Linked DNA regions of Homo sapiens: region 2 is linked to region 1. A link is a contact called in ENCODE Hi-C data. All regions are on one chromosome and are shown on one strand. Each heading gives the region's core, a stretch centred on a gene start or an enhancer-like site at or near the end of the contact. The rest is flanking DNA. Distances are from core to core; before and after follow the strand shown.

Region 1 (6,395 bases), core at 1,385-3,884:
GAAGAAATATCCCCAGAAATACTGAATGTGTGTCATTAAAAAGCACAATTTAGACTGTTGCTTAACAGCTGAAATGTTCACATACTGCAAATTCAGGTAACACTTGGACAGTTAAAAGCAATTATTCCGAAAAATAATTGCTTAGTAGTTTAAGAGAGTTTCATTCCAAGTGACTCTGAAAACATTTATTCCTTCCACACAAATGAGAATGCATGGTCAAGGTTCTAACGGGACTTGCAAGGAGACTTTTCAGACCTTTTCAAGAATCAGTTTTGAGAAATGCATTTAATGATGCAAAATAAAAATTAAGATTCCATCTGTTGGAGCCACCTTGAACACTTGTCAGAAGAACACAAGCAGAAAGGAGTATTTAAGCATTCTGTAACACGACCATTTGAAAAAAAAGTAAAATATTTTGTGTTGTTTTGAGAACTGCATTTTTCTTGTCCTCTCACATTAAGTGGCCTTGGATCTAAGGCTTGTTAGAAGACATGTTCAGAACCTGTTTCCTTGTATTAGAAGACACGGAAATCTGGCTCTCAACTGCCAACAGGCTTCGTGGGCATTGCTATGCCATGAGAATTCTAATATATTTTTCATTATTTCCACAAAGGCATATAGAGTGTGTACATTACACACAGCAGTATAATTGAGCTGAACTGGCCTGGTGCCGCGTTTTTGCTGACTCAGCACATGGTTTCTCTTTCCCAGATTACTAAAACAACTTTCCTCTGAGGTAAAAGCTCCGCAGAAAAGCAAAGGGGAATAGAAATACAGAGGGGCCTTATTTTCACCCTTAATTATACCAAGTCCAAAGGCAAATGCAAAATCAGATCGAACTTTTTGAGGCTTCAAAAATAAAAAAATGTCCCCCTTTGCTTCTCCTCCCAACCCCTGCGCCCGTGGGAGTCACAGTAAATTAGAACCCAGCTTGTTTTTCAGCGATGAATTTGCACCGGGCCTCTTGCGCTTGGGGTGGCGTCCTCGATGCGGATTGCCCGTGCCTTTTTTACGCTTTGTGTACGGTATTTTAAGCGAGGCAGGCCAACCTCGTTTTGTATGGACTTGCACCAGCAAACATTTAAGAGTTTCGCATCAAGGATACTGCATATCCCAGACACTGCGTACAAACTTTTAGGACTTGGGGTCACAGCACTTGTTCCCCTTCTCCGCCCGCTTCAGCGCTAGAGCCTGCAGAGATTTAGGGTCATGTGTGCGCGCCGGCCCACAACATACTACTAAGTGGCAATGGCCGGTTCCCAGACGCATCCAACATCCTTCAAGTTCGGTTTTCTGCTCCCTAACACACTCAGCCATTGGTGCAGCGGGAATCACTGGGCTCCGATTAGCACGCGGGACAGAGGCAGGCGGAATACTGTGAACCTCCGGTCTGCCCCCCTAAGCCCCTCATCTCCCCCATGACCCGCTAGCTAATCAGTGCAAATGCCGTAGGAGGCCAGGCCCGCAACTGGCATTCCAGAGAGCGCGGACCACCAGCCGAGCTTTAAATAAGTGCAGATGTGACAGGCAGGGGAGACCCAGGGAGGGCCGCCTCTCCCGCCCCGCACCTCCCTCCAGGCTCAGGCCGGTGCGCCGCAGGCAGCAGCCATGCACACAAGGCGCCCGCGGGCAGTAATGTTGCCCGGGACTGGGGCGCACACCAAGTGACTGCAAAGGGAACGGAGGCCCGCGAGTTCGAGGGCAGCGCTGGAATGGTGTGAGCCCCGTCACCCATCCCTTCCTTGGCCCTACGGCTTCTTCCTGAAGAGGCTGGGGGATAGCGGCCCATCCTCGCCTCCACCCGTCCGACCGTCGGGAAATCCCGAACCCGGCTGGCTGGAAAGCCGGGAAGGTCTGGCTCATCCGCCGCAAGGCCTAGCCCCACCGCCGACAGCCGGGAATCGCCCCCACCCCACACGGAAATGCACCTTTCCGGTTCCCAGCCCCGAGCTGGGAGCCGGGCGAGAGGGCGAGGTTGCAGGCGTCTCTGCCTGCGGGCGGCGGTGTGCGGTCCTGGGCGTGCGGGCCGCGGCGCGGGGACAGCTCAACTCCAGGACAGCGCCACGCGACCGCCACCGCGGGGTGGGGCCTGACCCGGGGCGAGAGACCGCCCTTGGAACCGCGACCCTCAGCCTCCGCTCTAGCCCGACTGCTGGCTCCGTATCTACAGGGCTGGTGGGAAAGCAGAGAGAAGGAGGAAACGGACCCTGGCGCGCCCCGGTGTTTCGTCTGCCCGGAGCTAGACTCCGACTGTCTTCACAACTACCATCCCCAACTACCCTACCTCGGGCGGCTCCACTCACTCCATACCGGCCCGGGTCTCCCAGCCCGCGCGGCCATTCTCGCCTACGGTCTCGCCCTCCAACCCGGGCTCAGCTTCGGGTCGGAGCAAACCCGCTTTCGCCCGTCCCCGCCCGTCTCCGCGGGTGCCATTCCGTTCGCCCAGAGGGTGGCGGGGTTCGGAGCTGCAGAACACTTGGCTGCTGCCCGCCGACCTCACCCCACCAGCCCCCCCGTCTCCCCGTCACCCCGGTTCCCCAGTCCGTGGCGCTTCCCTCCCTCCAGTCCGCGCGCCCGGCCGCCGCAGGAGCGGCTCCCCGCCTTAGCCCGCAGGCCGCGAGGTGCACGGCCCTCTCTACCGAGAAGCCTGACCGCCCCGGGCCTCCCCGTCGGCCTCCAGCGCCTACACCCGTTTCGGCGCCCACTCTTCGTTCTGCGCCCCTAGATGCCCATCGGCTGCGGGAGAGGCTCCCGGAAAGCTCGGTGGGGCCCCGCGCAGAGCCCGCCCGCCGGAGCCGCAATGCTGCCATGGTTTCCCCGCGCCACCAGCCAGGCAAGGCGCGGCGCGAAGGGCTCTGGGAGGAAGCCGTCGGCACCTGCGGGCACTGCACCCTCCACTCCCCGCCTGCCGTCCCCCGCCTGCCGTCCCCCGTCCGCAGCGCCCACAGCCACGTGCGCGGAGCGGAGCTGCTCCCGGCCGGGGGCAGCCCAGCCCCCGGCGCCTGAAGGGGCCGCCGCGCCCGCCCCGCACCTGCACCCTCCTCTCCCACTTGCCTTTCCATCTGCGCGCGGAAATGCCACGGGCTTAGAACAAACTTTTATTTTTTTTCAGCGACATTCACGAGAGAGACGAATAGGACACGGTCATCCGAGTGCCGAGGCGCGGAAGCGCGAACTGCCCGGAGCGACCTGGCTTGGCGCACAGACTCATTAACCAAGCCCGAGAGGAGGCAGCAATGCGTGTGCGGGAAAGGGAGCGGTTCTCAAAATACAAAGTGATAAAACAGCTTCCAGTTATATTGAAAAACGATGCAAACCCTCAATTCCTTTTTTTTTTTTTTGGACCTGGCCGGACCTGGAAATGCCGGTTATAAACAAGAATAAAAACTTGAATTTATTGGTGGAAGTCCTGTTAAAAGAGCTCAACACAAGCATATGAGACAAACTGCAAGGTGATGAGACGACCATGCTATACATTGAGGGGAGAGTCGAATGAATTTTTCTATTATTTTGTAAAGTGCAAAATTTAGCTAAACAAATTTAGCTAGTGCAAAATTTGCTGCAGGTTTCCCTACAGCAAACGATCTCAGATAATATGGTTACTTTCCTAATGTAAGAATTCTTGGTGATGTATCACCTAAAACAGCACTCACAAGATTTCTGATCATGTAACATAAACAGCAGGACATAACCAAGCTAAAGAGCTAAGTCTCCTTGTGTAAATACTTAATTCCATCATTCAAAAATAGTTGTTGGTTTGTATAGTAAATCTAAATCACCACAGGGCCAAACATAGCTGCCTTTTCATGAGTAGTATCTCAACTTTCCTCCAACCCCAAAGAAGACAAACTCAATGTCAGTATTTTGTTCTTTAGCGGGGAATAAATTGTTCTTTTCAGCCGCTTGAGGTGCTCCGGAATAAGATGTTCGAAGCGTTTCTGTAAGGATAGCCTGGCTGATGGTGCAGGTGTGGGCTGATTTAAATTACTCGCTTTTGTGTTTTTCCACAGGGTCAAATGTAGGCACTGATTTTAGGGAAGGCAGAGAAAGTAAGACTTCCTGAGTTAAAATGCCCATGTGCCCAGCCTCAGATAAAAAAGAGAATACAAACCTGACAAGGCATTAGCTGATGCATCAAATGATGTGCCTATCAGCATGCATGTCATCAATAAAAAAATTATTTAATATTTGCATTCAATTAGTCAAATGATTCCACCATTTTAAGAATTTTCACATATAAGAAATTAGTAAAATAATCAGTCAAATATTCTACACTCATTTAATGGTAAATTATCGAGCAGCAGTATCCTTATTTAATTTGTAGGTGTATTTAATAGGGAATTGGAGTGGTTAAAAATGGAGTGCAAGAATTTCAGTTAATTTTTCTAGACTAGTGGCAAATACTAACAAAATTACTCAAGCATTTTTTAAAAAAATCATTTTGGAACAAAAGACTAACTGTAGGAAACAAGATCAGAACAGACTTAAATTAACATCTGAAGACATTAAGGAACTGAGTATACGGTTTCTTAAATGACAAAAACTCTTAGTGGCCTTTTAAAATCTCTGCTAAAACACATAAAATGGGCTGCATTAAGATGGTTATTTTGTCTTAGGTAAGTAGAATTTCTTGTATACCATCATAAGAAACTAAAAGTGATGTTGGTTTTATTCCCTAAGTACCAGTAATTTAAATTCCCTGAATATAATTGATCTCATTATGTTGAATCATAGGACATAAAAGCTACTGGGGAATCTCTTTATATATAATTATGCAGATAAGTAGAAGTTTTTAAGTCACTAAAAACTAGACATATAAATTTTCTGAGTTGAAGGAGCGACTGTAAATCTATCTTATATAATTTTCTAGCCATCTTTTAGTATGAGATAAATTATAGCATATAAACATCCTTGGGATCAGTTTTATTATAAGGAAATTATTTTCTTTGCTGTCAGGGATGCCCATGAGGGCAAATTTTTATTATATTATTGAGAGCTGTTAAATTTGATGATTAAACAAATAACTCCAAACCACTTCTCAGAAAAGTTCTCAGACTATTAATAATATTTTACTTCTGAGAAATGCATTTAAAAATATAAAATTAGTGGCATTAATATTGAATTTTCATAACCAAGAATCTGTGCATAGAACAGGAAATATGTGCAAATAAAAAGTAAATATCGAGGTCCAGGTGGAGAAGGACATTAAAAATTATGCTTGGCAGAAAAATAATCTATTTTACCAACAGTTCTTAAGGTCTGCCCTTTACGATGATGAAACTGCCCAGGCACCCCCTCACCAGCCTCAAACAATTGCAGCTGTGTGTATGTGTTGTGTTTTTTTTTTTTTCCATTTCAATCTCCATTTAGCCTTTGCAGAGTAAAGAAATAAAGGAAGAATGAAAATCTTGAGCTACTCTGACACTTATAAGGACTTATAGTTTATTAATTGGAGAATTTAGCTTATCCCCCCTCTCTATTCATCTGAAATTAATTAAGTGTGTAGAATTACAAGGTGGGTGTATCCGAGACAGCAGGCCCTGCTCGGACTAATCAAAAGGGCACATGTTGAATGAGCACAATTTAGTTAAGGTTAATCCAGTGAAGATGATACCTCCCTGTTCTTAATTACTCTAGGTGATAGATTGTGGAATGGGAAAGTAGGAAGGAAGGGAAATTCAGTCCTACTGAATACCAGGATTTTCTAATTTAATTTAGCTCTCTGTTTTCACAGAAGCAAACAGTCTCCATTCAGAGAGCAGGACCACACTCTGGGTTCTTGTTTAAGGTGAGTCAAAGAAAAAAAAAGTTATTTGCATGTGTGTTTTTGAGAAAAAGTCTTGGAAACCAAATATGAAGGTTTCAAAGGTGTTCTTGATAACGCGCCTTTGATTACAGACGTGTCAGTTTGAGAATTTTGTCACAGCTCAGTGGTTTCTTTGTGATTTCTGCTGGTGGTTGCTTACTTTGTTGAACTCTCTTCTGAGTGCCGAGACTGGTGAATATGCTGAAATAAATCGACATGTTTCTATACCTACAAGACTGCATTAAAGAAATGAATATATCTGTATTATTAAAAAGAATACCATTTAAATATCAATAAATACAGAACTAACCACCATGGATGAATCGCATACACATAATACTGAGCAAAAGAAGCCACACGCAAGAATATGTACTTTATGCTTCCATTTATATAAAGCTCAAAAACAGGCACTAATCCCTAGTGTTACGCTAGCCCCACTATAGTGAGGGTAGTGGTTACCCTCAGAGGAGTAGTCAGTGACAAGTTTCTGGGGCACTGATAATGTTCTGTTACATAGGTGTGTTTGCCTTATGAAAACTCATTGAGCTTACACATTTGTGAACTTAAGACATGCATTTTTTCTGTATAT
Region 2 (6,395 bases), core at 2,525-5,024, 230 kb after region 1:
ATACTTGACTTAAAAACAGAGAGAAGAAGAGAAAGAAAGAGAGCGAGAGAAAAAAAAAGAGAGAGAGAGCAACAAAAGGCAAGACACATTTGCTATTTCCCTCTCCAGGAGTTCTTTTTTTTTTTTTTTCCCCCTGTCCTTTTTTTTTTTTTTTTTTTTTTTTTTAACAAATTCGGAACGGAGACGGCGATTTTTTTTCTTTTTGTCTGTTTTGCTTTTGCCCTCTTGTCCTCGTGGTGGTGATTGATTTTTGTATAGTCGACTCTTTAAATCATTTTTAACTAGAGAGAATATTTTCCCAGATACAAATAAATCGTCATGCAGGTGGGGTGCCGGGTCCATGGGAACCGAAAGGAGAAGCCGTGCTTGTCCTAGAAAGTATACAATTGTCACCTCTTTTATGTTTTCTGCCCGCAACATCAGCGTTTGACTGTCTGTTGGCGTCGGGGTCCTTTGGGGTGGCCGTAGTGGTAGATGGTGGTTGGGGGTTGTTGATAGTTTGCGGTTAATTTGTTATTTTCTTGTTTTTTATATATTTTTGGCTGGGGTGGGAGTGTGTGTGGACTTGTATGTGTGTATGGTTGGGTATCCTGATTTCGGTTTGTTCTGGGGATGGAGGAGGAGAAGGAAGAGGAGGAAGAGGAGGAGGGCTAGGAGGCGGAGGGGAAGGAGTGGGGGAGGAGGGGAAGGAGAGGGAGGAGGGCGGCCTTGGCTATCATACATCACATTCCGAGTCGCTGGAGGTTACCGAGAGGATGGAGGTGCCGGTGTCTGCGCGCTCCGTCAGGCTGGACACGCTGGTGGTCGGGCTGGCCGCCGTGGACGGCGACTCTGCCGAGCCGTGCGTGGGGCAGCCGGGCTCGGCCAGCGAGCGCATGCCGCTCGGTCCAATGGCCTGGTGCTGGAGCCTGCGGGAGAAAGAGATCCGCGCCCGCCCTGACACAGAGGCCCGCCACCCGGCTCCCCCGCGCCGCCGCTCCCCATTCCGCTTTCGGGAGCATCCCAAGTCTTCTCAGATAGAGGCTGGCCTCGGAGGAGAGGCAGAACCCGAGCCCGGCCGCTTGGGGAGGCCTGGGTGCAAGCGACAAAGTACGCCAAGCCCTGGAGAAGCAGAAGTCGGAGAGGAGCCGGGCGCTTCTTCCCTCCGCAGTCCCTGGGGCTCTTCAAACTGAGCCGGCTGCCCCGCGACCGGTCGAGTTCCCCTAGTAACCCCGTCCCTGCTCCCTCAAACACACACCGGGAGCTGCGGGTTCCCCACCGCCCGGCCAGTCTCCGGGTAGAACTGCATACTTTGCTCTCTGGATGCCAGCGCAGAGCGCAGGACCGAGGGTAGAGAAAATAGGAAAGCTGGCGGTGGAAAAGTGGGGAAAGAGCAGGGAGACAGAAAAGGGGCAAAGGAGAAGGCAAGAGAGGCGCACAGAGCAGTCTCCAGCTGCCCTTTCCCCCACCGGGAACCTTCTGCCTGGACCTGGTGTCTGGAATTCTCTCCACAAGGAGGCCTTGGCTTGACCCTGGGCGCTCCCCTCATCAGACGAAAAGTGGGCTCCACGGCAGGGGTGAGAGGGCCATGGGCTCAGGTCCCGGCCGCCTAAACTCGAACACACCTCCAGAAACTCACACCCAGCCCCCACCCACGGGCAGCTGTCAGCAGCTGGGGGTCCTGCTCCCTGAAGTACACCAGGCCCTGGGCCTTCCTGGCTGGATAGAGAAAGACACAGGCTCCACATCAGGGCTTTCACCCAACTTCCTCTTTTCTTTCTCCCTTCTCTCCCCACTCCTTTCGCCTATCCACTTCTTTCCCTCTGGTTCTTTTTCTCCTTCCCCCAGGCCCAGCTCCTGTGATGTTGGTCAAGCCCTATACAATTTTGTGACTTTGTGGCCAACTTGCCGGCAACGAGGCTGCTCGTGCCCGCTTCCCAGCTTAGAGGACCAAAGGGATTCTCCTCGGCTGAAACAGGAGGGCGAGTACATGCACACGGGCGTGCACACACACACGCACACGCACACGCTAGGCCTCTCCACTCCCAGCCCGGCTCTCCTGCTCCCGGTCAGGCAACGTGCAGCGTTGCGGGGAAACAGGCCCGCTGCGCAGTGGCCTCTGGCCTTTTCCCCTTGTGATAGGGACCCAGGTTCACTTTCCTCTCTCTGACGCTAGTGGATTTCTCTCGGGGTTTTGCAACGCACAGAAATAAGAACCAGATGGCAAAGAGTGCTTTCCTTCCCTCCCTGTCTCTAGGCTCCAGAGGATCGCCGAGCTGGCGGCAGGGCTGAGGAGGCAGGCACGGGTGCAGCGCAGGGCTAAGTCTCCCAGGGGCTGCGGGTACTCGGGTCGCAAGCACACACTCTCTGCCCTGACGAAAGCCCCTCTTGGTCAAAGCAATCAATACACCCACAGCCAGCCCGGCCCCCTCTTCCGCGCGTCCCGGACAAGCGGAAACTTTCTCCGACTGGCCAGGAGTCACGGCTTCCCTGGCTCTCAGCGGCCGCTCCGCTAGCCCCATCTCAACCCCTCTCCCCTTCCCAGGCCTCTGAGGCTGTAGCCAGGCCGCGGGCCCCGCCACTAACCTGTTCTTGGCCGCCGCGGCGCGGTCGCGCTGCCGCCGGTTCTTAAACCAGTTGCCTACTTGTGTGGGAGTGAGGCCGGTGGCCTGCGCCAGTTCGCGTTTCTTGCTGGGGTTGGGGTAGGGGTCCTGTAGGTACCACTCCCGCAACAGGCTCCGAGTCCGCTCCTTGAAGCAATGCGTCTTCTGCTCGCCGTCCCAGATGGTGCGTGGCAGCGGGAACTTCTTGCGCACGCGGTACTTGTCCACCGGGCCGAGTGGGCGGCCGCGCAGCTTCTCGGCCTCCTGGTAGTGCGCCTCGAGCCACATGGCCTGCAGCTTGCCGTGAGACTCCTTGGTGAACTTGTGGTTCTCAAGGATGTGGTAGAGGTCGCGGAAGTTGCCCGTGTGGAAGGCGACCACGGCGCGCGCGCGCAGGATCGACTCGTGTTTGTTGATGGCCTCGCACGCCCCGGGGGCCACGGGCAGCGACCAGAGGAAGCGGCCCAGCCGCTCGATGTCGCCCGTCTCCTCCAGCGTCTCACAGACGCTGGCCACCTGCTCCGGCGAGAAGTTGAGGGTGGGCAGCTGGAACATGGACAACTCTTCCGGGGGGGCCCTGGAGCCGCCGCCGCCGCCGCCGCCTGCTCCGCCAGCACCGCCGCCTCCCGCACCGTTCCCGCCGCCGCTGCCGCCTCCCGCGCCGCCGCCGCCTCCCGCACCGTTCCCGCCGCCGCTACTCGCCAGAAGTATGGAGCGGTGGTGAGAATCGGCGAAGTTTGGCAACAAGAAGTGGGAGGAATAGAGGTCTAGGGGGGAGCGGAATACCATGGACTGACCTGAGAGGAGAGGAGAAAATTCAGGGAGAGGAAGAGAGAGGGGAGGAAGAGGAGGAGAGGGGCGATGAGGACCAGGAGGAGGGAGAGGAGAGGGGGGAGGAGGAGAAGGAAAGGAGGGGGGAGCAGGAGGAGGAGGGAGAGGAGGAAGGGCGTAAGGGACACCCACACCCCACACACATCCACACACACACACACCCGCGCAGCCACATAGAGAGGGAGGTAGGAGAGCGGCCCGGTGCGCGCGCGCAGAGAGAGAACCCGAGACAGAGAGGGAGAGGGAGAGGGAGAGAGGAGAGGGAGAGCCAACCACCGCCGAGTCAAGATTCAGCGATTCCACCGCAATCGCCCTAATGACAACAGCCTCATAATATCTCCCCTAAATCCACAGTGAGTGCAGCATTGAAACATTTTGTTTCGCTTTTCTATTGGTCTGTGGCGTGTCGTTGTGGCGTTGCCACGGCAACCACTGCCAATCACTGTCAGCCCTGCCAATCAATACCGAGAACGTAAGGACGGTTTTACCACTTAGCCAGAGGGCGGGGGGAGGGGGAGAGCAGGGAAGGAGGGAGAAGTGGGGGGATAAAGAGAATTTTTTTTATCTTTGCAACTCTTAATCTCGCTACCTCCCCCTCCTCTCTTCTCTCTTCTCCCTCTCTCTCCTCTTTTCTCTACCGCTGTCTCTGAGACTTCTTCTTCCCTTTTTCCTAAAGAAGTTGATCCAGAAATTCGAAAAGCCCTGGGCAGAGTTGTTGAATGGGATGTGCAATTAGAGAGGGGATTTTGTTGGGAGGCAAGAGGGTCCCCCAGGCTCCACATAGTCCAGGTCGGCAGGCAAGGAAAGACGGCTGACCAGCCCAGCGGGCGCGGTTTGCACATGGTTTGCACGTCGGGCCGCCTCTTTCTGCCTATGTGAGCACTAATAGTGGCAAGGAAGAAAGGAGAGATGAGATCATGGGGCCCACCAAGCACCGACCTTGGCCCAGCGGGCCGTGGCGCCAGCCGGGGATCCCGGATTCCGAGGGTATCTGGCGCCAGGGAGCCTGAGCCCAATTCCCAGGGTGCTGGAGGCCGCTCTTGCCTCCCCCATCGGTGCCCATGGACCGCATTCACCTCAACTCCCTCTTCATCAATTAGGCTTCTCTTTACTCCCTCCCCGGCCAAGGAGCCTCGATTTCCCCCACCACCCTGTATTTTAAAATAACAGTCCAAACAGTACACTTCTTTCCATCTTAAGAAGCAACTCAACTCTTTGTTTCTTCCCAGAATTCAGCTGCCTCTCTGAGGAGTGGTGGAGGAGCTGCGGGAGCCGAGAAGCCCAAGAGCCCTCTGGACCCAGAAAAGTCCTACAGATGCCCACTCCTCACCACACAACAGAAGGAGCTCTGGTCCTGCCTGCCAGCCCCAGAGGGCACTCAAACTTTGGAGGCCAGCCACCCGGATGAAGTGAATAAGGCCTGAAAATTGCTTGTTTGCTCGTATTGTAAAATAATAATAATTACCATTATTATTTTTAAACTGTCTAATTTCTCTAGGGAAAGTAACATCGAAAGCCTAAAACAGACGCCAAAAGGCCCATAGAACACAGAGGGCCCTCTCTGCCTCTGGCCACCACAGCCCCTAGGCCAGGCATGGGTATTTATTCTTAGGTATGTTGCTTTTAAGAAGCTGTAATCAGCATCTTGAGCCGGGCCTCCCTTTGTGAGGCTTCTGTAACTATGGAAGTGTGATTTACGCAGATTTGTCGGGGTCAGAGACGTCTTTCCCTGAGCACTGTGTATATTTAGACAGGACTCGGTTTGGTGTTAAAAAGTGTATATGTTGAATGGATTCACACACAGTAGCCAACAATGACCACATTGTCGGCCCGTGTACAACGCGTATTGAAACGCAGCGCCCAGACTTCAACTAATCTGCCCTCAATAAAGCTGAAATAATTATCCTAAGCTGCCTTTCCAGAAGAAAAATCATTGAGGAATTCAAAACTTTTTTTTTTTTTTTTTAAAGATCTTTTCTGCATTCCGATGCAGATCTGGGGGCAAGGCGCCGTGTCCACACCACTTTGGTGATCTCAATGAGGGAAGAGAGAAAGAGAGGTTGAGAGAGAATTTAAATGGGAAACCTAACGTGACTGGGGCTGTGAGTGTCCCAGCCCCTAAACCCCGAGCTGGAGCCCTGCTTAGGCCTTGACTCCCGCAGTGCCAGGCCTCTGAGGGCCGGGGAGAAGAGCAAGCCGACAAGTGCAAGCCTCCTTGGAGGATTCCGGGCGGCAGGGAGGCCCTGGGTCCGGCGAGGGGCCAATACTGGCTCACTTAGCCAGAGACAGCCGTGGGGTAGCAGGTCTTCAACACGACGACTGGGGCAGAAAAATATTCCTCCAAAGGGAAGACCTGCCAAGCCCCATTTCAGTGCTCTCTCCACTCCATATATATTTCCTCTCCTCCTGGCCATGAGTCCTTCTCCACGCAGCTGAAAGCTCTGGGCGGTCATTCACTGAGGGCCCAGAAAGAGCCCAAAGGTTGGGACACAAAAACAGACACTTCATGTTTTCTTCCCGATCCCTTTCTCTCGTAGGGGAAGGATTATAGGCTGAAGGGTGGGAGGGGGAAGGGGCAGGAGGAGGAAGCGGGGGAGGAAGGAATGAAAAAGGGGAGGGGAGTGGGTATTGTGCCGCGTGTGGGGGGAGAATTCCTACGGGTGGGTTTCCGAATATTGTGTTCAACTTTTTGAAAGCAGCTCGTGACCCCGAAACTGCATCCCCCGGAGCCGGGGACCCAGGCGCCGGGCGGGCGGGTGAACCCGGTCAGTCCCCTCCCCGTCCCCGAAACCCCCGCCTCCGGGTGGTGGCGACCTGGCCTCTCCCTGCCACTGCCCGGCCAGCCCCGGAGGGAGGCTGGGCAGGTGCTGCGGGCTCTGCCGAAAGCGCTGAAATAAAAAACCATCGCCACTCAGGGAGAACTGAGGCAAGTGGGGCTGAGACTCTGGCGACACCCCCGCCCCCCAGCCTCTGCCCCAGCGC

The links. A loop is a pair of places that touch in the nucleus more often than their neighbours do. Pooled maps may share reads with other maps.
Region 2: a loop to region 1 is called in a pooled map, with 8 times the contacts of the local background. The contact joins the promoter of SIX3 here to the enhancer-like site in region 1. A Hi-C loop is called at or near these places in 1 of 168 maps with a recorded cell type or tissue (naive thymus-derived CD4-positive, alpha-beta T cell), 7 of 37 single-sample maps with no recorded cell type and 7 of 50 pooled maps.

The regions. Positions count from the first base shown.
Region 1 is chr2:45,165,595-45,171,989 of GRCh38, reverse strand. No RefSeq gene overlaps it. Among named protein-coding and RNA genes, the nearest start is that of LINC01121, 86 kb to the left of the region's middle. RefSeq lists enhancers at 903-1,532, 2,398-2,898. Within about 2 kb of position 2,634, at least 8 of the 41 ENCODE cell types and tissues checked have a DNase peak (open chromatin) inside an H3K27ac peak, as active enhancers do.
Region 2 is chr2:44,939,081-44,945,475 of GRCh38, reverse strand. SIX3 (SIX homeobox 3) reads right to left here and starts at 3,774. Exons shown (of 2, transcript NM_005413.4): 1 at 2,566-3,774; 2 at 1-908. The coding sequence starts at 3,371. The coding sequence ends at 716. SIX3-AS1 (SIX3 antisense RNA 1) reads left to right here and starts at 3,598. Exons shown (of 2, transcript NR_103786.1): 1 at 3,598-3,766; 2 at 4,643-5,322. It overlaps LINC01833 (long intergenic non-protein coding RNA 1833), which reads left to right and starts at 6,277. Exons shown (of 2, transcript NR_147195.1): 1 at 6,277-6,395. RefSeq lists enhancers at 2,007-2,731, 3,814-4,340, 5,109-5,608, 5,609-6,110.